Regions from separate parts of the Homo sapiens genome. Here region 2 is linked to region 1. A link is a loop called in an ENCODE intact Hi-C map of the cell type or tissue named here. Cell type or tissue: IMR-90. All regions are shown on one strand. Each heading gives the region's core, and the rest is flanking DNA. Links, peaks and the distances in the headings are about the cores only. Region 1 has its middle 33 kb from the start of ST3GAL5-AS1. Region 2 overlaps ST3GAL5 (ST3 beta-galactoside alpha-2,3-sialyltransferase 5).

Region 1 (8,947 bases), core at 2,290-7,289:
TAGGAAACATGCCTGCCTCTGTGCTTCCCTGCCCCTACCCATGCCAATCTCCCTTTACCCCTTCCTTCTTGCGCTCCAAGCATCCAGATATGGATCAATTCTTTTCTGCTTTTTGAATGAATATGGTTCTGTCTTGCTTCTGGGCCTTTGCACATGCTGCTCCTTCCTCTAGGACACCTGTCTCCCCATCCTTCTTTTTTTTTTTTTTTTTTTTTTAGTTTGAGATGCAGTTTCACTCTTGTTGCCCAGGCCGGAGTGCAATGGCGAAATCTCGGCTCACTGCAACCTCCGCCTCCCAGGTGTAAGTGAAGAATCGCTGCCTCAGCCTCTCAAGTAGCTAGAATTACAAGCATGTACCACCACGCCTGGCTAATTTTGTATTTTTAGTAGAGACAGGGTTTCTCTGTGTTGGCCAGGCTGGTCTCGAACTCCTGACCTCAGGTGATATGCCACCTCTGCCTCCCACAGTGCTGGGATTATGATCATCGCATCCCCATCCTTCTTTACTTGAACAACTTTGACTTGTTTAAATGTCAGCTTGACCACTTGCCTTGTGGGAAGCATTTTTGGAGCCCTCCAAGTCTGAGTTAGTGCCCCCGCTCTCTGCTCCTGCAGCTGGTGTACACTTCCCCGTTGCAGAATTAATCATTCTGTACTCTAACTGCCTTCTGACTTTCTGCAACTGAATCCTGAGTGGTCAGCAGTGTCTGCACATGGAAGCCCCACACATACTTGTTGGAGGAGGAATTAATGAATGACTGCTCAACACCGCCTCTTTCACCGTTAGTCCACCCCGCCCTGTCTCCACCTTGTATTGTACATCTTGTATGAGACACGTTAACACTTTATTTGGTGAATCCTAGCAAGGCCTGGAAGAGAGGCCAAAGCAACAGAGGATAGGACCTTCAGGGGGTTGGGGACAGCAGGTGTTCATTAACTGGTACAGAAGTATTTCAATATTTTAACAACCAGTAACACAACTGTTGTGTGTCCTACTTGTGTGCATTGTTTATTCCACCAATGACTTCCCTGAAGTGATCAGCAACCACGGTCACTGGCAGGATTGTGCAGAGTGGAGTGGGCTGAGAGCTTGGAAGGACATCTCTTCTGCTGGTTGCCCAAAGCAGCATCACTGATGCATATTAGCCAGTTATTCATGGTTGAGATAGGGAGACAATAAGCCTCTGTGACATTTCTCTGGGACCTGGGGTTTGAGAAGCACTCCAGGATAGGGAAGGACAGAAGCTGGTACTGATGTAGCTCCTGCACCAAACAATAGCTTTGTGTGTGTCTGTGTGTGTCTGTGTGTGTGAGAGAGAGAGAGAGAGAGCTTGTGTTTGGTGTGCCATTATGCATGGTTAGCATCTGCATGTATGTGATGGGTATTTGTATGTGGTCTGTAAGTGTATGTGCGGTGTGAGGGGTGGTTTGGTGTGTATTTGTGCTGTATGCCATGGATATGGTGTGTAGATGTGGTTGTGGTTGTGTGCATGTGCCTATGTGTGTGCATGTATGTGTGGTGTGTATTATGAAGGTACTGAGGCAAGTGTTCTGGATGAGACTGAGGAGATGGTGACAGAGAGAGAAAAGAATGGAGGGGACCATCCCTTAGCCAACTCCTGGAAGTTCGTTGTATGTGGTCATCCAAGTGGGCAGAGTGAACAGGAGACCTGGCTGGGACCACCAGCAGCCAGCAGGACAGAAACATAGAGGAGGAAGAGAGAGCCCCAGTGATCACCTCGCCTGATCGGGAGAGTGTCTTCCCTCTGCTGGGCGGGCAGAAAGCATGTTCTAAAGACAGAAAATTTAGCAAAAAAGGGAGAAAGGGCTCCCCAGTTTCCTTTGCAACTTCTGCACCGTTTCTGTTTTGTTTTTGTTTTTGGTATAGCTCTGTGCCAGAAACAGCTTGCCCAATCGAGCATGTGAGGGAAAACTCATGGCCTCTCAGGCCACATCAAACAAAGCAAGGCCTTCAGCACAAGAGAGATTTTTGCTCTTCTTGGCAGGGATGACATCCTGGAGATTATAAAGGATTTGGGTCAGGGAGAGTCATCAAGAACATCCTGTTCCAGGAGCCCTGAGGCCCCGAGGCCCAGGATGGAGGACAGGTGACAAATACATTGCCCAGGGTCACACCACTGTTTCTTTCTGGTGGTTGAGTGTTAGCAGAGCCCCAGACTGATTTATTGATCAGGTTATTGGAAGGGCAAAGTCTCCCCCAGGCTTCCTGATTATCAGTCCAGAGCTCTTTCCACCTCCCCAGCTAACAGGAGACCCATGGTCTCCTCCAACCCTGTGGAACCTTCTTTTTTTTTTTTTTTCTTTTTTTTTTGAGACAGAGTCTTGCTGTGTCGCCCAGGCTGGAGTGCGGTGGCGCAATCTTGGCTCACTGCAACCTCCGCCTTCCAGGTTCAAGCAATTCTCCTGCCTCAGCCTCCTGAGTAGCTGGGACTACAGGCACACGCCACCACGCCCAGCTAATTTTTGTATTTTTAGTAGAGACGGGGTTTCACCATGTTGGCCTGGATGGTTTCGATCTCTTGACCTCGTGATCAGCTTGCCTCGGCCTCCCAAAGTGCTGGGATTACAGGTGTGAGCCACCACACCCGGCCATTTTCAGAAAATTCTTTCACAAATGATTAACTGACAACACAAAATGAAAATGTTGCCAGCTGGCTGCTGACCACATATGACAAACCACCTCTCCACCACTAAAGTCACCAGTGCCCCATTAACACTTGGGACATGGATCTCCTCAGTTTGTTGTTGGAACATTTGAGGAAATAGCCCAACTTAAAAAAAAAAGTTTTAAAAATGAGGTATAATTTATACACAGTGAAATGCTCAGATCTAACCTACAGAGTTTGATGATTACTGGCAAATGCATTCACCATGTAGCCATTACCCCAATTAAGATAGAAAGCATTTCATCACTTAGAAAGTTCCCTCTTGCCCTTTTCCAGTCAACCCCAATTGTTCTGATTTCTATCACCATAGATTGGTTTTGCCTTTTGTTGAATGTCATATAAATGGGATCATACAGTATACAGTCTCCTATGTCTGGCTTCCTTCATGCAGCATAATATCTGTGAGATTCATCTACATTGTTGTGTATATTAGCAGTCCCTTCCTTTTATTGTGGAATACTTTTCCATTGCATGCATATTCCACAATTTGTGTATCCATTTATCTGTTGTTGGATGTTACATTTGGATTTTTCCAGTTTCTGGCTACTAAGAATAAAGTTGCTGTGAACATTTAGGTACCAGTTTTTGTGTAGGGTGGATGGACATAGGTTTCATTTGTCTAAGGTAAAAATACCTAGAGGTGGAATTTCTGGGTCACAAGATACATGTATGTTTAACTGTATTTAAAAAAAAAAAAAGCCGGGAGTGGTGGCTCTCGCCTGTAATCCCAGCACTTTGGGAGGCCAAGGCAGGCGGATCACGAGGTCAAGAGATCGAGACCATCCTGGCCAACATGGTGAAATCCCATCTCTACTAAAAATACAAAAAATTAGCCGGGAGTGGTGGCAGGCACCCGTAGTCCCAGCTACTCGGGAGGCTGAGGCAGGAGAATCACTTGAACCCAGAAGGCAGAGGTTTCAGTGAGCTGGGATTGTGCCACTGCACTCCAGCCTGGGGACAGAGTGAGACTCCGTCTCAAACAAACAAACAAAAAAACCTCCATGAGGAGGGGGTGGCCACAGCTGTTACTGAAAGTAACCATTTTGGCTGGGTGCAGTGGCTTATGCTTGTAATCCCAACACTTTAGGAGGCTGAAGCGGGTGAATCACTTGAGGCCAGGAGTTTGAGACCAGCCTGGGCAACATGGAGAAACCCCATCTCTACAAAAAATAAATAAAAAAAAAAATTAGCGGGGCATGGTGGCAGGTGCCTATGGTCCCTGCTACTAGGAAGGCTGAGGTGGGAAGATCACTTGAGCTCAGGAGGCAGAGGTTGCAGTGAGCTGAGATGGCACCACTGCTCTCTAGCCTGGGCTACAGAACAAAACCCTGTCTCAAAAAACAACAACAAAAGTAACTGTTTAATTTGCTGAACTAACCAATAGATTTCATAATTGGTGCTAACTTTGGGTTGTACCCAAGAAAATGCTTCTTCATGTTACTAATGGAAGCGGACTAAGTAAAGTTGAAATAGATACACTGAGATTATTTACACCAAAAGTTTGACCAAACCTTTTGGAAATTTGCCTTAAGCTCCACTGATTACAATTAAGCAGGATGATTCATTAAGAATGTAAATAATGGAAAGGTCAGCCTTTGAAAACCAATCTGAGTGCTGAATTTTTACTGCTGTAGACTTAGTCTTACCCCAGGAAAGATAAACGGAATTCTTTGTAACTCAAGGGACAAGTTGCCTGGGCTTTCACTCTCTTGTAGATGTACCTTCAAGCCCAATTGTAATAGAAAATGGCATGATGAAGCTTTTGTGTTTGGGGAATTTGAACGGGAAAAATGGGTCTGACTCTGGCTGGCCCCCGGGGAAGTGGGGCAGAGGAAAATGGCTTCTGGCCCTACATAGAGGTGTTGCAGTCTCACCAACCCACCTTAATGTAGCAGTTTCTCTTTGTCTTAACTGGTACCCCAGGTCCTTTGTCCTATGTCCAAGAAAATTAGGAACGCAGACACAAACATGGTGTTGGAGGGAAAGTTTAATAAGTGAAAGAAATAAAGCTCTCTGCAGCAGAGAGAGGAGTCAGAGTGGATTGCCAGGTTACAGCTGAGAAACCCCTCTCATCTCTGTAGCAGTTTGAGTAACTTCTCTTATCAGTAAGGCTGTCTGTGCGACGCCCCTTATCTCATGCAGCTGTGGGTATGTTTTTAGGTAAGCACAAAGCACAGCTTCTCTTGTTTGTATACTGTGAGTTTGTTTTAGGTAATCCCCCCTCCTCCGTGTGCAAGTTCTCACCATGTATCTGACTGAAAAAGGGAGAAAATTTTTTCCTGGGAGCTTGCTAATTAGACAAAGAATAAAGAACTCCTGTGCGGGATCCTGTTTGTTTATCTGTCCAGGTCCAGCCTGAGTTTTGTTTTGTTTTATTTTCCCCAGGTTGTTTTATTTTTGTCTGTTCCAGCAACTTTTCAGGCAGGCTGCTTCTGCACTCTGAATTTTTCCCAAATGATTTTTCCCACTTTCCTTCTCCCTTAGAGGCATCCTGAACTACTCTGTTTGTCTTGGCAAAACCTTAGAGAAAAGGCTGCAGGTGTCTGGTTAGGCTGAAACTAGGGACTGTGGCCTAAAAAGCTCATGTGAGAGGCTGGACTAGCTTAATCTGTAACCGGGGAAGTGGGATCATCAGAACTGGAAGCTACACTGGGAGCTGAATTGTAGGACAGCAGCAGCAGCAGGTTCCTGGGAGGTCTCCGGGGACCAAGACTGCAGACATTGAATTTCCTGGCAATCTTGGTTGTCCTCTGTATAAATGAATCATTGTTTATCATTCTGCAGACGCTTCTGGTGTTAGAATTTTACACTCATACCCTTTGTTATGTGATTTTGCAGTGCCCTCCATTAGTGTGAGTGCAGTATACCTCCACCAAGCCCGGCAGCCCTGTAGCCTGATGCAGAGCCTCCCAGCCAACCCACAGCCCTGAGGGCAAGGAAAACAAAAGCTCATTGTTGTATGCTCATGGTTTGTTATGCAGAATTATTATAGCATTTGCTGACTGATACATCTACCAAATACCTGGTCTTTTCTTTCATAATAATGCAAACCCCAATTTTTAACTGGCTCTTTGGAATAAGGCTAAATTTCCCAGCCTTTCTTACAGCTAGATATGATCATACTAGTGAGTTCTGGTCAATTAGATGTTAGTAGAAGTGGTTGGGCATGGTGGCTCACGCCTGTAATCCTAACACTTTGGGAAGCTTAGGCAGGCGGATCATTTGAGGTCAGGAGTTTGAAACCAGCCTGGCCAACGTGGTGAAACCCCATCTGTACTAAAAATACAAAAAAAGTTAGCCAGGTGTAGTGGCGGGCGCCTATAATCCCAGACACTCGGGAGGTTGAGGCAGGAGAATTGCTTGACCCCAGGAGGCGAAGGTTACAGTGAGCCAAGATCGTGCCACTGCACTCCAGCCTAGGTGACAGGGTAAGACCCCATCTCAAAAAAAAAAAAAGTTAGTAGAAGTGTTTGTGGCAACTTCTGAGACCTTTCCTTAAAAGCCAATGGCATGCAATCTTCATCTCTGTCTTCATCCTGCTGTCTGGAACAAGGATATAACAGCTGGAGCTCTAGCTGACATTTTGTATCCTGAGAAAGTTGCTCGTGCCCTAGGGAAGATGGAGCTGTGAGCTACCTGGAGCTACCTGGATTATTCTATGAGAGAGAAACAAACTGTTCTTTAAGCCTCTTCATCTCTACCATTCCCCTGCCGAACTTACTCCTGACACAGTTCTCAAGCCAGCTCTTACTAAGTCTGAAGAATAATTGTGATATTACTTATGAGCAGACTACTGACTATTGTGTAGCAATGATCAACTGTTATCTATACAAAGCAAAATGGGTACAGCACCAAATAGTTTAAAGTCGATCTCTCAGGAGGGAGGATAGAGAGTGATTGATAACAGTATTGGTTCCATTAGGAGTTATAAAAATGTTCTACTATGAAATAGTGGTGATGGTTGCACAACTCTGTGAATACACTAAAAAACAGAACTGCATACTTTAAAAGGGTGAATTTTGGCCCAGTGTGGTGGCTCATGTCTATAATCCCAGCACTTTGGAAGGCCGAGGCAGGAAGATTGTTTGAGCTCAGGGGTTCGTGATCAGCGTGGGCAACGTGATGAGAGCCCGTCTCCACAACAAAATTTTATAATTAGCTGGGTGTGGTGGTGTGCACCTATAGTCCTAGCTACTTGGGAGACAAAGGTGGGCGGATCGCTTGAACCTAGGAGGTCGAGGCTGAAGTGAGCAGTGATCATGCCACTGCACTCCAGCCTGGGTGACAGCAGAGTGAGACCCTGTTTCGAAAAAAAGCGGGGGTGGTGAATTTTATGGTACTTGAATTATATTGCAATAAAGCTGTTACCAAAAAAATCAATCTCTTGTTTATTGTTTATGCCTTTGTCTTGTTTTTGTTTGTTTGTTTGTTTTGAGATGGAGTCTTACTCTGTCACCCAGGCTGGAGTACAGTGGCATGATCTCGGCTCACTGCAACCTCCGCCTCCCAGGTTCAAGCAATTCTCCTGAGTAGTCAGCCTCCCAAGTAGCTGGGATTACAGGTGCCTGTCACCACACTTGGATAATTTTTGTATTTTTAGTAGAGATGGGGGTTTTGTATTTTTAGTAGAGATGGGGTTTCACCATGTTGGCCAGGCTGGTCTCGAGCTCCTGACCTCAGGTTATCCACCCGCTTTGGCCTCCCAAAGTGCTGGGATTACAGGCGTGAGCCACCGCACCTGGCCTATTTATGCCTTTGTGAGGGATGTATTATTTCTCCCACTTTACAGTACACAAAACTAAGGCTCAGAGAGCTGAAGTGACCCTCCCAGTTTATACACCTCATAAATGTCAAAGACAAGGCTGGAACTCAGGTATCCTGACACCAGCACTGTGATGCTTCCTTTCCAACCCCCGAGTGTGTTTGGCCCTCCTAGGGCCATGAGGCATCTGGATTCAAGGACTATTAGACAACTTTGAGTGATGGGTCAAGCTTGTTTTCAGCTCTTCCTTTCAGCACCTTCTCTTCTGGCTCCCCCATCCTCTGCTCGCCCGCTTGTCATGCCAACAGTCCTGGTTGCTCAGGGTCCCTGCGTGCTCTATTTGACAAGCATTCTTGCCAAGAAATAGAAAAAGATATTTGACTGATCTAAACCAACATAACACAATTGCAAATAGGTTTTCCCATGTTGCCATGTACCCCAACTCTCACATGTCCCTATCCCCAGTAGCTGGAGGTGTAGGACCTTACCATCTGGGGGAATTTCAATTGACAGCAACACACATTTATGGGAGGGTTCTTTGAACCAGCCACTTTGATGGATGCTTTTAGATGCGTTCCTACTGAAACTTCCCCACAGTCCATGGAATATGAGTATAGCTGAGCCCATTTTACAGATAAGGAAACTGAAGCTTAGGAAAGGTTAGGTAACCTACCCAAGTTTTTGCAGATAGTGACCAAGCCAGCATTCCAACCCGGGTATCCTAATTTGAAATTCATCATTCTTTTCCTTATTTTGTATGTGCGTTTGTCAGTGTTCCCCATGAGGTCTAACACATTTCTGGAGCAAGGCAGGAGATATCAAGGAGGTGACAAAAAACAAATAAATGAAAGCCAGCCTTTGCCAGCTTGCCCAGAGGCCTTTTTTTCTTAAGGAAGATTTATGAATCAGCCCTCAACCCAAGCACACACATATGTGGCAACAAGACTCACTCTAAGGTTTTTGTTTTCAACAGAAGACAGCCAACTGCCTGGCATTGGCATGGTTTGTGCATAAAATGGGTAGGAAAAGAATGGGAGGAAGAGATGCAGCACAAGTTTTGCTTTATCTTCTTAGAGGCAACAAGGGCTGCTGAGGGGATGGAAGCCAAACATCCTGAGAGGGGAGTCACTTGAGAGAGTTTGAGGTTGATTAAGTTTCAAGGGAACTCACAAACTACAGAAGGAAAAGGAATGTTGGTAAAGTAATGGGCTGGCAAGATGTAGAAACTCTTGCCAAATTAATGCCATATGATGTTATTTACAAGACCTTACCTCCTTCCAAAATGGATTGTAGGTAGATGAACACTGGGCCCTTTGCTGGTATTGTGGTCACTACTTGGCCTGGGACACTACTCTACTGGCCCCAGTGCCACCAATGCTTTGCCATCAACCGCAGAAGGAATTCCAATTACTTTGTTCAGTCTAGATTTATTTATTTATTTATTTATTTATTTATCCATCTGAAGATGGAGTTTCACTTTTGTTGCCCAGGCTGGAGT
Region 2 (5,000 bases), core at 1-5,000, 59 kb after region 1:
TATTAATAAGGCCCTCAACACTTATTGAAACTATTTTGATAGAATTATACATAATGATAAAAACTCTTGCTACACAGAATTAGAATTAAGGAGTTAAGGAAGAGATTGTTTACAGTAGCAGAAAAAAAAAACTTGAATGCCTGTTTAGTTTAAGATAAACAGATTTTTTTCAAAGAAGATGGTAAAACCCTAACGGGAAAAATGAAGTGAATAATGAATGAGATATAACTTCTTCCATCCAACTAAAAACTATAGTGAAGACATTATTTCTTAAATTAATATATGCATTTATTATAATAGTAACTAGTGCCTATATTAGTTAAGATATAATTTTGCCTTTAATTAACCATTCCTTAAACAAGACAGAAGCTTATTCCTCTATCATAGACCAGTCCAGAAGTAGAGTGGCAGCTCTCTGCCCTATGGGATTGTCCCAGGGGCCCCAGCTCCTTCTCTTGTTGTTCCACCATCCTTGAGTAATGTCCTCTCTGTGTGGTCCAGAGTGGCAGATCATGGTCCATATTTCAGTCAGGAGGCAGAGGGGATACAGGAGAAGCCAGAGTATGCCAAGGGAAGCACCTTGAGAATTGCACAGGATGCTTCTGCTCATATCCCATTGGCTAAAACTTAGTCTTGAGTCCTAGCTCCAAGGGAGACTGGGAAATGTAGTCTTCATTCTGGGAGGTACTATGCCCCACTAAAAATCCAGAGCTGTATTAAGTTGAGTTAGGGGAAAGCGAATATGGGGGAGACGGACCAATCCCTACTACAGTACTATTGGAATATTATTTAGAACTTGAAAATTGCTAATAAAATTATTTCAAAAGAATAAATAGGCAGGCACACAACATATTTTTTAAGAAAAGTGTTTTTAAATTGCCATATTCTCTCTTTTTCTTTTTTTTTTTTGATGTAACACTTCTGCTTTTAATGTAACTTTCTTTTTAAACTTTTTTATTATATAAATTTTAACCATACACAGAAGTGGGGAGAATTGTGTAGTGAGCCCTAGACCCATCTCCCAGGTTTAGTAAGTTATCAGCTTAAAGTTAGTTTTATCTATTCTCCCTGGCCCTCCACTTATCCCCTTCCTGAGTTCTTGAAGCAGATCTCATTTTTGCTATTTGATCTGTAGATATTTCTGTATGTAGCTCTAAAAGGTAAAAGGTCCTTTTTAAAAAAAATAAACTTTAAAGTTTAGGATAATTGTATTCACATGCGGTTGTAAAACATAATCTGGAGAGATTTTGTGTATGCTTTACTCATTTTCCCCCATGATAGCATCCTGCAAAACTATAGTACCATATCACAGCTGGAATCTGACATGGATACAGTCAAGATGTAGAACATCTCCATCCTCACAAGAGTCCTTCGTGTTGCCCTTTTATAGCCATATCTACCTATCTACCTCCCCTTCCACAACCCCTGACACTCACTAGTCTGTTCTCCCTTTCTATAATTTTGTCATTTTAAGAATGTTAAAAATCAGCCGGGTGCAGTGGCTCATGCATGTAATCCCAGCACTTTGGGAGGCCGAGGCAGGTGAATCACGAGGTCAGGAGTTCGACACCAGCCTGACTAACAGGGTGAAACCCTGTCTCTACTAAAAATACAAAAATTAGCCTGGCATGGTGGCATGCGCCTGTAATCCCAGCCACTCAGGAGGCTAAGGCAGGACAGTCACTCGAACCCAGGAGGCAGAGGTTGCAGTGAGCTGAGATCACGCCACTGCACTCCAGCCTGGGCAACAGAGCAAGACTCCGTCTCAGAAAAAAAAAAAAAAGAATGTTGAGAATCATACAGTATGTAACATTTTGGTATCAGCTCAGCATAGTTCCCTCTAGATTCACCCACTTTGTTGCATGTAACAACAGTTCATTCTTCTTTATTGCCAGTTACTATTCCATGGTATGGATGCAACATATAAAGGCTCTTTGAAAACCATAATCCATCCTCCTAACTCTCTCCTCTCTTTTTCCCCACTGCCCTCTTCGCCTCTCTTCACAGCAATGCCAAGTGAGTACACCTATGTGAAACTGAGAAGTGATTGCTCGAGGCCTTCCCTGCAATGGTACACCCGAGCTCAAAGCAAGATGAGAAGGCCCAGCTTGTTATTAAAAGACATCCTCAAGTAAGTACCGCCCCTGGGACTGTAGATCCCCCTGCTTTGGGTCAACTGTGTAGAACTAGGAGAAAAATTCAGTGAGAGCCCTCAAGATGGCTAATGTTGGAGAGGCATGCTTGGTCAAAGGATGCCTCAGACATTCAAAGGCACGTCTGAGTAAAGACTGAGTGCACAGCCGGAGTGAGCCTGTACAGCTGGCTGTATTTGGTAAGTGCACAGTGCCCAGTAGCTGCTCAGGCTCTCTACCTTGGCCTGGATGCCTGGGAGAGCAGCTCTCACCGTGCACTGCTCTTCATGCCCTTATTTAACAAAAGAGGGCTTTTCCCTTAGCTATTGTAAGTTAATCTAAAATATGGTTAATTAAATTTCCCTGAAGGCCCTTGAATACTGTTAAATATCGAATACTAAAAATGATGACAGGTGTTTGAGCCAGGTCACCCTTATATCCTAATAAGTGATAGAATTAATCAAGGAGGAACTTGGCAGGTGTCTTTTTTTACATATATACCAGTCAAACCTAGTTGAAAATTGCCCTTTTTTCATGTCTAAACATAGAAATCCAACCTTGCAATCTAGTCTTCTGTCTCACTTTACTGACTTAGGAAGTGTAGGGGAAAAGGAAATTTATAAGAATAAGGCTTATGTTACATTCAGCCTCCCTTGAGTCACCAACCAATATTTATTGAGGCCCACCACGTTCATGACGTCATGCTGGGCGCCAGCCACAAGGCAGCAGGGGAGATAGACCTGCGCCCTGTGCTGCTTAGGCTGTGGGTGAGGTGGACTCGCTCCAGGAATTAAGGCACAGTCTGATATGTGCTACAGACACTGGGCTTGCCTTCACACCCTTTTCTTTTATTTTTTTTTTAAATCAAAATAAGGGAAGTGTATGCACTGAATGTAACACCTTTTCTGGGGCTGAAGAGAAGAATAGGTAATATTAGGTTTTCAAGATTGAAAATTCAAAAGGTATTAAAGAGTCTCAGTGAAACACCTTCTCATCCCTGCTCCCCATTTACCCTCCATATTTAAAGATAACCAGTGTCACCGGTTTCTTGTGTATATGAGAAATATTTTGTGTGTGTGTGCTCTGCCATGCCCCGTGCCCAAACCCACTTTTACACAAATTGATAGCATCCTGTTCACTTATCATTATACATAATCCCAACTTGTCCAAGTTGTCATGGGAAGCCTGTTTTAAATGAGAATTTTAAAGTTTTTAAAACACTCCCAGCAACACTTCATTGTATTCTCATCCTCAAATATTAAGAAATATTTTGCATCTATTATGTATAATATATTATGCTAGATGCAATTTTTTTGAAAAAAAAACTGCCCCTTTATTTAGAAAATGGATTACTTTCTCTTTATTTCTTGCATTTGTTTTTTCAAGAACAGAATTGTTTAAAGCAGTGGTTCTTAAATTTTGGTTGAAACTTTTTAGCTTGCGGTTTGTGTCACTGGAGAACTTAGTAAAAATGAGATTTCTAAAACTAAGACTAGACTCAGCTCTTTTCTCCAAGTCGTGTGTGTGTGTGTGTGTGTGTATTAAACTATATAATAGTGTGAATTTATCAGATCTGTAAAAAATATTTTTTAGGTCATCTTAAGGGTAACTAATGGTCCTGTCTCATTTCCCAGTCGGCCTCACTTCCGGGTAGAATTCTTTAGACGTACTGTGAATAAACTGTTTCTTTTCTTTTCTTTTTTTTTTTTTTTTTTAAGGACTGACAGAATTTTCAGGTCACAAAAGATTGAAGCCGAGATTCTGTAGTTCAAGTCTATTACTTGATTTTAAGTTCAATAATTGACATTGTGATTCAGATTTTGTTACAGTGCTCTTGCAAAAAAAGTTTTTTCTGTGTTTGCTTATAACAAAGACAGTCATAAATGACTAGTTTATCTTGTCAGGAAAATAGGAAATGGCCCCTTCCTTTCACCCCAATGTCAACTTAAAGATTGTAGTTTTATGCTGCATAGCAGGCAGACTCATTTAGGATTCCGTTTTCAGTTTCACATTGCATCTCATGATTCTCACATGACTACATCATAATACCTAATTGATTTTTTTCCAGATGTACATTGCTTGTGTTTGGAGTGTGGATCCTTTATATCCTCAAGTTAAATTATACTACTGAAGAATGTGACATGAAAAAAATGCATTATGTGGACCCTGACCATGTAAAGGTTAGATATCCCATTGGTGTGGTTTAAATGAAAACATTGCCAAGCATATGCTCAAACTATAATATCATTAGTCTACTGTGTGACAAATATATGTTAATAAAAGTTTGAACTCAGAGGGGAAAGCACTTAATCTCAGCACTCCAAAACCAAAGACAACCTTCTTCTAAAAACCCACCACTAACTACTCCACAGTATCCTTCTCCCATTTACTGCAGCTGGGGTGTGGGATGAGGTGGGCTCAACCCAACAGGCTCTAGGGCTCCTCTCCTGGAATTAATTTGCCCTGATGCTATAAAGTAAACAACAAAGAAATTCTTTCTTTTTTCTTTTCTCCCTTTTTTTTTTTTTGAGTCAGGGTCTCGCTCTGCACCCAGGGTTGAGTGCAGTGGCAAGAACACGGCCACCTCAGCCTTCTGAGTAGCTGGGACCACAGGTGTGCACCACCATGCCTGACTAATTTTTTTATTTTTTGTGGAGATGGGGTCTTGCCATGTTGCCCAGGCTGATCTTGAACTCCTAGGCTCAAGCTATCCTCCCGCCTTGGCCTCCCAAAGGTCGGGGATTACAGACATGAGCCACCATGCCTGGCCAGAAATTCTCTTAGTATCATCTGTCCTTCCTGTGTTTTATTTTTAATTTTAATGAATTCACATTGCATTGCAAGATTTTTCTTTCAGCTTACATTTAT

The links. Hi-C counts contacts between places; a loop is a spot of excess contacts. Peaks named below come from ENCODE experiments on the same cell type or tissue, not always from the same donor. Only the 100,000 strongest peaks of a DNase experiment are listed, where the experiment ranks them.
Region 2: it touches region 1 in a loop (4-fold over the local background); 1 of 110 quality-filtered maps calls a loop at or near these places.

Annotation. Positions count from the first base shown.
Region 1 is chr2:85,917,740-85,926,686 of GRCh38, reverse strand. No RefSeq gene overlaps it. Among named protein-coding and RNA genes, the nearest start is that of ST3GAL5-AS1, 33 kb to the right of the region's middle. RefSeq lists an enhancer at 1,912-1,961. In IMR-90, for the core only: no CTCF peak of the experiment used is centred there; a DNase peak (open chromatin) is centred at 4,256; H3K27ac peaks cover 1,176 bases.
Region 2 is chr2:85,860,493-85,865,492 of GRCh38, reverse strand. It overlaps ST3GAL5 (ST3 beta-galactoside alpha-2,3-sialyltransferase 5), which reads left to right. Exons shown (of 7, transcript NM_003896.4): 2 at 2,008-2,131; 3 at 4,201-4,312. Among named protein-coding and RNA genes, the nearest start is that of ST3GAL5, 26 kb to the left of the region's middle. RefSeq lists an enhancer at 4,117-4,196. In IMR-90, for the core only: no CTCF peak of the experiment used is centred there; a DNase peak (open chromatin) is centred at 2,812.